Regions from separate parts of the Mus musculus genome. Here region 1 is linked to region 2. Evidence: chromatin contacts called from ENCODE POLR2A ChIA-PET data. All regions are on one chromosome and are shown on one strand. The core of a region is the stretch at or near the end of the contact, and the rest is flanking DNA. Distances in the headings are between cores, read along the strand shown.

Region 1 (4,055 bases), core at 894-3,393, 94 kb before region 2:
CCCCAGGCAATAGGAAAAAAGACACAGTCACCACCTGCCTTAGGATACACTCGAAGTGAGCTTCTGGCCCTCGAGGACTTGCTAGCCCGGTTAATTTCATTTTTGCAAAGATAAATAGCCTTGCTGCTTGTGCGTTCCTTTCTGCAGCATTTAGAACGTCTGTTTCCAGCCGCATTGCTGAGGGGGCTGGAGACAGAGCAGGAGCCCTCATCCATACCTAAGAGCAGAGCCCAGGATGACTCAGCAAGGACGTGCTAAGTGTGAGCACAGTGGAGATCCCCAGGGCTTGGGTCTGCAGCACTGCGGGGTGTGGAAGGCTCTGAGCTCTCTTGGTCTGGATACAGATGGAACGCTGTGTGCAGTCCTGGAAGAGCTTTGGGCCATTTTATTTGTCTGCAAGTGGAATTTAAATACGACACAGAGAAATGAAGACATGAGCTGGAGATGACCTGCCACTAGCTTGATGGCCCAAGTTCCATCCTCGGGACTCAATAGCCGAAGAGAAATGACTCCTTTAGAGTTTGTCTTCTGACATCTCTACAGAGGTCTTGACACATGCAGCCCTACAGACATACAAACTAAATAAGCAAAATATTCTGAAGGCTCATTTTCACCATTTTAAAAAATGTGTGTGTGTGTGTGTACACATGAATACTATTGATCTCATGGAGCTGGAGTTATAGGTGTTTTGTTTTGTTTTGTTTGTTTGTTTGTTTTTTGGTTTTTTGAGACAGGGTTTCTCTGTATAGCCTTGGCTATCCTGGAACTCACTCTGTAGACCAGGCTGGCCTTGAACTCAGAAATCCGCCTGCCTCTGCCTCCCAAGTGCTGGGATTAAAGGCATGTGCCACCTCTGTCAGGCATTATAGGTGGTTTTGAGTCACCTGACATGGATGCTGGGAATTGAACTTGAATCCTCAGGAAGAGCAGTATTTACTCTTAATTGTCAAGCCAAGGTAAAAAAAAAGTTTGGTTTTTTTTTTGTGTGTGTGTGTGTGTGTTTTTCTTTTTAAAGTAAAGAACTGGTGTCGGGCAGTAATGGCCCACGTCTTTAATTTCAGCACTAGCAAAGTGAGGCAGGTAGATAGCTCTGAGTTTGAGGCTAGTCTGGTCTACTGATCGAGTTACAGGACAGCCGGGGCTACACAGAGAAACCTGTCTCAAAAAACGAAAACATGAACAAACAAAAACAACAACAACAACACTGAATATTCCGAAGTCTGGGAGGGTGACAAACGCACTTGTAATGTGTTAAAGACGGATTTTAAGTTTGAGGCCAGCCCGGGTACACAGAGCAAGAGCTCGTCAAATACAAAAAACCCAAATGGCAGCTGAGGATGTAGCTCAGTAGGTAAAGGGCTTTCCTAGAATGGGTTTCACCTCCTCAGCTGTGTAAACCGGATATGGTGCCTGTAATCCTCGCACAAGAGAGATGAAGACGGGATTAGAGTTTCAAAGTCATCCTTCGCTACATAGGGAAGTTGAAGGTCAGCCTGGGCCATCTGAAATTCTCTCTCTTAAAAAAAATTAATAAGAAGTTAAAAGGGCCATGGAGTGGGTAGAGGTGCTCTCTGTGCAAGCCTGATGATGCGAGTTCCGTCATTAGAACCCATGGTGAAAGGAGTTGTCCTCCGATTTCCACACGGACACTGTTGGCACGTGCGTGCACATGCTTCACACACAATACACATTACAAAAAAAAAAAAAAAAATAGAAAAGAGAGCACATTTAAAGCTGTGCCTGAGTTACTACGAGAATAGTCAAGGAAATAAAAGGAGGAAAATAATAAAGGGAAGTTACAAACATGGAATACGCAGAGTATTTTAGACAATAGCTACCTTTCCAGAGTCAAGGAAGAGGTATATCTCAAGCTTAGGAACCCCAGCAGGGCTAGAACTAATAGAGTCACGCCACACCCACGTTAGGACACACCTGAGGTGACCCAGACCTCCAGAAGTGGGCGGGTACAGGTGAGAGCGGAACGGCCGGCTAGCGCGGCATCGGGGGCGGGGCCTCCGACAGAGGCAAGGCTCCCTCGGAGCTCCCGAGGGGCTGCGCGGTGGCGCAGGCGCATTGCAGCCTCGCGGGCGGCGCCCCCTGGCGGCGCCACCATCCTCGCGGGGGCGGAGTCGGAGGCGGGGGGTTGCGCTTGGTGACGGGGGACGCGCGGCCGCAGCGCACTGGACCAGCGGCGGAGACCCAGGACGTGAAGCGCTGGCTGCGGCGGCGACGGCGGCCGGGAGCCGCCGGGAGCTGGGGCGCAGCGTGCGGTCGGTGATGAGGGGCAGTGGCGGCGCTCCGGGCGCAGGGCCGGCTGGTGAGAGCGCGGGAGGTGGGCGGCGCGGGCCGGGAAGATGGCGGAGAGGCCTCGCTGCGGCCCCACGGCCTGGCCCAGGCGGAGGCCCCCCAGTCCAGTCGTGCTAGAAATCGGGGCCCCAGGTGACCCGGTAGGGGAGGGTCCGCAGGAGGACGCCGCGGCCAAGGGCCAGGGAGTGTGAAGGCGGGTTTGCGTAAGAGCAGGGGCCCGAGGGTGGTGGGTGTGAGGGTGCCATGGTCTGCACGCGTGCCCGGCCTTTGGATGGGCGTGAGTGCGTGTGTGTCCCTGGCCAAGATAGTTGTGTGCGAGCCCTTTGCTTGAGGTGGTTGGGGTTGGGGTGGACCTGATGGTGGGTGTGAGATGTGAGGGTGCCCGGCCTGCAGACAGGTGTGTGTAGTCAGCCCGAGGACAGGTGTGCGTGCGTTCTGTGTCCAGGCCCAGAGCCGGTGGTGTGCTTGTGCCCTTTCTGTGCACTGGGCTCCGGTCCGTTTGGGGGTGGTGAGAGATAGTGCTTGCCGAACGAGGATCTTGCGGGCTAGGCTTTGTCCGCGATGCCCGGCAGTCGGTGGGCGTCTCTGGGTCGGGTCGTGGCTTGCTTGCGCGTGGTGCGCCCTGGCTTCGCGGCAGGGCCTCTGCGGCAGGCTCGGGTGGTCCTCTCCCCGGCCTTTCAGACTTGGAACTCCCTGGGCGCCTGCTGTTTGGCAGGCGTGGGGTGGGTGGGGGCTGCGAGCCGGCAGGCTGTGCATCCCGGGCCAGGCAGGCTGTCTTTATTTTAAAACGTGCTGCCCGCTTCGGGCGCGGCAGCTGTGGGTGTGTTCCATGCTGCTGCTCACCGCAGCTGCTGTGGGCGCTACGCAACCTTCAGCCGCAAAAATGCGGCTGGACCCCCTCCCCCTTCAGTGTTGTTCGGGTTGGCCAGGCCTCCAGTGACCTCTGCAGAAAAACGTACAGTTGCAAGGCTTCAGTTCCTCCCGTGGTGCAGACAATACGGACGTTTGTCTTTGGGAGCTAGGGAGGGCAATTGAGCACTGCGTCCTGGGCGCAGTCTGTAAACAGCAGGTGGTTTTGTCCCTGCTCCCCTTTTTACAACGAACGTGGGGGGAAGGGAATTAGAAGGAGAGGTGTGACTGGATAGTCCGGAAAGCCAGTCTTCAAGGGATTCTGAGTGCCTAGGAGGGAATAGAGAGATGTGACTCCTTCCAGCTCGTGGTCTAATCAGCTGTCTTGTAAGAGTCTGGAGCAGAGTGAAAATGAGTGCTGGTTCTGGAGCCAGACTGACCGCCCTTGAGTCATGACTCCTCCTTTACTGGCTTTGTGGTATTAGGTAAGGTCTCTCTGCCTTTGGTTTCTTGGCTGTAAAATGGGTACACTAATAGTATTGGTCTCAGAATGCTGTTGTGAGGACTCTGTGACTTAAGACTTGTAAAATTTTTCACACCTGGGAAGTTTTGAGTGTTAGGAATTGTTCTTGCTACGAAATTGCAAGCTGTCAGGGTTAGGTATAGGTTGGACTGTGTGTTACAAAGTGCATAAACTAAGTGTGTGTGTGTGTTAAAATTGTAATTTCGTCTGAATTTTGCTATGTGCTCAGGTAGGTTTCAAACTCATGATCTTGTCTGGCATGCATTGCCATGCTTGGCACAAAGTACTTGTGTGTGTGCAAGTATGTATGTGTGTGTGCATACATGTAATTATTTTCATTTTGTGTGTATGGGCTAGTGTGTGTGTGTGTTTAATT
Region 2 (4,324 bases), core at 1,821-4,320:
CTGGGCCAAGAACCAGAATTAGGGAAAAGAGATGAAAGAAGGAGGCTGGACTACAACAGGACCTGAGTGTTGGGCTGTTTTCACAGGGCCTGAAGAAGCCTAATGTGGAGGAGATCCGACATGCCAAGAACGCAGTGTTCAGCCCATCCATGTTTGGCAGTGCACTGCAGGAGGTGATGAGCATGCAGAAAGAGCGCTATCCTGACAGGCAGCTGCCCTGGGTACAGACACGGCTCTCCGAGGAGGTCCTGGCACTCAACGGTGACCAGACAGAGGGTATCTTCAGGTGCCTTGCCAGCCCCAGGTTGTGGGTGGGAAAATGAGCACAGTTGTGTGTTTATATCTCTAGTGTCAGGGACATTAGGGCTAGGGGCCATGAAGCCAAAAGAGACAAGGCAATGCCCAGTCCACAGGAGGCAAGTTAGCTGTGTCACCACCCCACCCTACCCCTAGAGTAGGTCATGGCCAATAAAGACAGCCAACGGGTCCAGAAGGTACCTGGATGCCAGCAGGAACATCACCTCTGACAAGAGCTTCAGAGATGGCATGCAGCTGGCCAGGCAGTTTCAGCATCCTGGGTGAACAGGGATGTGGCATACCCAGCCCTTGGGATGGCACTTGCCTATGCAGTGTCAACCATTGTAATGACTGGCTTGTCACCTGTCAGGCCTGGGGAGGTCCAAGGCCCCAAGACAAAAAGAGAAGCAAGTTTGGGCTTTAGTGGCCTACCAAGGGAACCAATTGCACAGGGAAGCCAAGAGAGCCAAAAGGAAAAGCTGAGTCACCCCACCCTGCCTGAGACTGAGCGGTTGGCGGGTCCTTGAGCCTTTCTGCTATTCCCGACTCTAGCTCGAGAACAGGTGAGCTGCTCTAGTCTGAGATGCACCCTGTGTTCTCTAGGGTCCCTGGGGACATTGATGAGGTGAATGCCCTCAAGTTGCAGGTGGATCAGTGGAAGGTGCCTACAGGCCTGGAGGATCCCCATGTCCCTGGTGAGCCCCACATATACTCAGTATTTTTGAAGAGTTGGCTTGCATGCATATCCCAGAAAGCAGATAACCATGCAGGCGGGACTCCTGTTCGGGATCACCCTATGGCCTTGTCCCCCTGTCCTGTGGCTGCATCTAACCATCCTTCACCCCTGGCGCCTATCTTCAGAAGAATTCTAAACATCCTCCCACACTGTTGTATAGCCATTGTGGACACATGCACACATACCTGTACTGTCAAGAATGATCCCAGGTCCTCCAGCAGCTAGTGTCTCTGAGATCTGGGCTCAGGCTGTACAGCTTTAGCTAGAGGGACCCTTTCCAGCCTGTTCCATATTCTCCCATACACCCTGTTTCTCTGGATGTGGCCTCTGGTGGATGCTTGGCTTAGGGGTTCCCAAGCCAAGACCACCTAAGTCACTCCCACCCTCAGCATCGCTGCTGAAGCTGTGGTATCGGGAGCTGGAAGAGCCCTTGATTCCTCATGAATTCTACGAACAATGCATTGCGCACTACGAGAGCCCGGAGGCTGCTGTGGCCGTGGTGCACGCGCTACCGCGCATCAACCGAATGGTGCTGTGCTACCTCATTCGCTTCCTCCAGGTATGCATGATCTGCATCCAGTGCCGCACCACGCCCACCTACCATCCTTCCCAGCCAACCTTCCACTTTGTTCAGCTCATCCCCTAATAGCTACGCCTACCCTCCACTCTGCTCTCCTCTCCCTTCACCCGGACCCCCTCACACAGGTGTTCGTGCAGCCAGCCAACGTAGCCATCACCAAAATGGACGTCAGCAACCTGGCTATGGTGATGGCACCCAACTGCCTGCGCTGCCAGTCGGATGATCCTCGCGTCATCTTCGAGAATACACGAAAGGAGATGTCCTTCCTTCGAGTGCTCATTCAGCATTTAGATACCAGCTTCATGGAGGGCGTGCTATAGCACGCGGGCTATGGACGCCTGCTAGGGTGACACCCGGGAAGGTGGGAGGGAAGGCCCCAGCGCGAGGCAGCATGCCAGGCCCCGCCAGACGCCGGCCCCGCCCTAGGCCCTCCCGGGGCCAAGCAGCCGCGCCATATCTCGCGGCCAGTTCCTGCAGGTACCGGCTCGCCCTGCCAGTCGCAAGCCAGCCCCGAGAAGTGCCTTCTGTTTCCCGGAGCCGAGCGACACTGCCCTCCTGGTCGGCTGAAGCACATACCGCGTTGCTCAGGGCAACAGGACCTTGTCCCCTCTTCAGGGCAATCCTCCACCAAGGCACTCTCGCCCTGATCCCTCCCACCCTAGTCTAGGGGCCTCTGGCTGGGGCCAGAAGGAGAGTTAGAGGCGTTCTGGAGAGCTGTGCTGGCCACTACTAGGACTTGGCTCCGTCGGCTCGATGCCTAATAGGTCTTTGTGCAAGGGGAGGCCCCAAACCAAAGCCCTCTGGGTTAGGGCCAGGGCTAGGCAGGCTTTCTTGGGGCGGGTGAGGGAGGGCGAGAGGTTTTTTGTTTTTTGACTACAGAATCTATCCGATACCCAGCCTACTTGTGTATAAAGATATAAATAGAACGACAGAACTAAGTTTGCTAAGGACATAGTTTTAACCAGATGCTATTTAGCTCTTGAACTGCCATTGCGGTCCTCGCGCTGAGCAAGTTAGCACCACCCTCCTTTGACCTCGCGGCCTCTGACCAAACTCCACACACGGGCGGCGCGTGGATGAGACCTGCCTGGACTCGTTTGCGTTTTCCATTCTGGAATCTGAGTTCCAACAGTTGTCAAACTTCATTTCTCCTGTTTATATATATATATTTTTAGAGTTTTTATTTATTAAAAACAAAAGTCCCGTCATGCGGAGGTCCTGGCCTCTCTCTCCAGGGCCTCTCGGCCGCAGGCGCTCCCTCGTACGTGTGGCTCGAGGGGACAGTGCTCCGTGTGAATAAAGTTCAAGTGCACACTCGCTGATTGTGTTTCTTTCAGGTTACTTCTGACAAGGGGGCGGGGGAGTCCACGTCTGGCAGCTACTTCCGGGGGCGGGATAGACAGCTCCGCCCCTCCGAGCACGTGTTGCCGGCGGAACCCAAAGCCCCAGGCACAACACTGTGTGATCCGCTTCCGGTGTGGAAGAATGTGGCCGCCTAGTGGGGCAGTGCGTAACTTGGCTCTAGTCTTGGCGAGGTCGCAGAGAGCTCGGACCTGCAGTGGGGTCGAGCGTGTCTCCTACACACAGGGTCAAAGCCCGGAGCCCAGAACCCGCGAGTATTTCTACTATGTGGATCACCAAGGCCAGGTGTGCCTGGCGTGTGACAGAGGGAGGAGACCTGAGGGGACTGCGGAATCCATCGGCACCGGGTGGGGAGTAGTTCTAGAGGCGAGACCTGGGATAGGTGCTACGCGTGGCTTTGAACCTTTCAAAGCCCAGGCTGGAAGAGTTAATTCCGGGGCCTTCCGCTTTCACCGCATCGTAATCCCGCGCACACTAGCCTGTCCTAGCAGCAGTCCCAGAGCCGAGTGCTTGCTCGCGATTGCTAGGGACAAGCGGCTGTCAAACCTGCTGTAGAAAAAGGGGTGAGGGCTGCAACCCTGGAAACCTGTCTGTAGATGTGGGGAGAGTCCGCAGGGCCCTTCCACATGCCCCCCTGAACACATTAGACAGAAAAGCAAGGACAGCGAACACCACCGGCTTTCTTGCCAGGACTTACTGTCCACTGTGTCCCTTCTGCAGCTTTTCCTAGATGACTCCAAAATGAAGAACTTTATCACCTGCTTCAAAGGTATTGCTTACTGCACTGCTCCCTCGTGTCTCTCTCTACCCTTCAGGGCCTCGGCTCCCCGACTCTGAGGGAAGGCACCATCCACGAGGGGGGGCCGCTGTCTCGTGCCAGTGCTGGTATTCCCAGGAAAAGGAGCGTGTCGGGGAAGCTGGGTCACCGAGCATGATCGTGCCTTTTGTTCCCACAGACCTGCAGTTCCTGGTCACTTTCTTCTCCCGTCTGAGACCCAACCACAGCGGGCGCTACGAGGCTTCCTTCCCCTTCCTCTCGCTTTGCGGCAGAGAGCGTAACTTCCTGCGCTGTGAAGACCGGCCAGTGGTCTTCACGCACCTCCTGGCTTCCGACAGCGAGTCACCTCGTCTCTCCTACTGTGGCGGTGGCGAGGCGCTGGCGATACCCTTCGAGCCGGCTCGCTTGCTACCCCTGGCGGCCAATGGGCGCCTGTACCACCCGGCCCCGGAGCGCGCAGGCGGTGTGGGTCTAGTGCGCTCGGCCCTGGCCTTCGAGCTCAGCGCTTGCTTCGAGTATGGGCCTAGCTCCCCTACGGTCCCCTCTCACGTACACTGGCAAGGTCGCCGCA

Evidence for each region. ChIA-PET counts read pairs that join two places held with the same protein, here RNA polymerase II (POLR2A).
Region 1: POLR2A ChIA-PET joins it to region 2 with 27 read pairs in embryonic stem cell. The contact joins the promoter of Arhgap39 here to the promoter of C030006K11Rik in region 2. POLR2A ChIA-PET finds 5 or more read pairs at or near these places in 3 of 5 experiments (Patski and embryonic stem cell).

Annotation. Positions count from the first base shown.
Region 1 is chr15:76,816,254-76,820,308 of GRCm38, reverse strand. Arhgap39 (Rho GTPase activating protein 39) reads left to right here and starts at 2,143. Exons shown (of 12, transcript NM_001168288.2): 1 at 2,143-2,317.
Region 2 is chr15:76,722,591-76,726,914 of GRCm38, reverse strand. C030006K11Rik (RIKEN cDNA C030006K11 gene) reads left to right here and starts at 3,070. Exons shown (of 3, transcript NM_145472.2): 1 at 3,070-3,260; 2 at 3,696-3,744; 3 at 3,932-4,324. The coding sequence starts at 3,099. It overlaps Arhgap39 (Rho GTPase activating protein 39), which reads left to right. Exons shown (of 12, transcript NM_001168288.2): 9 at 87-286; 10 at 901-992; 11 at 1,423-1,592; 12 at 1,739-2,930. The coding sequence ends at 1,933.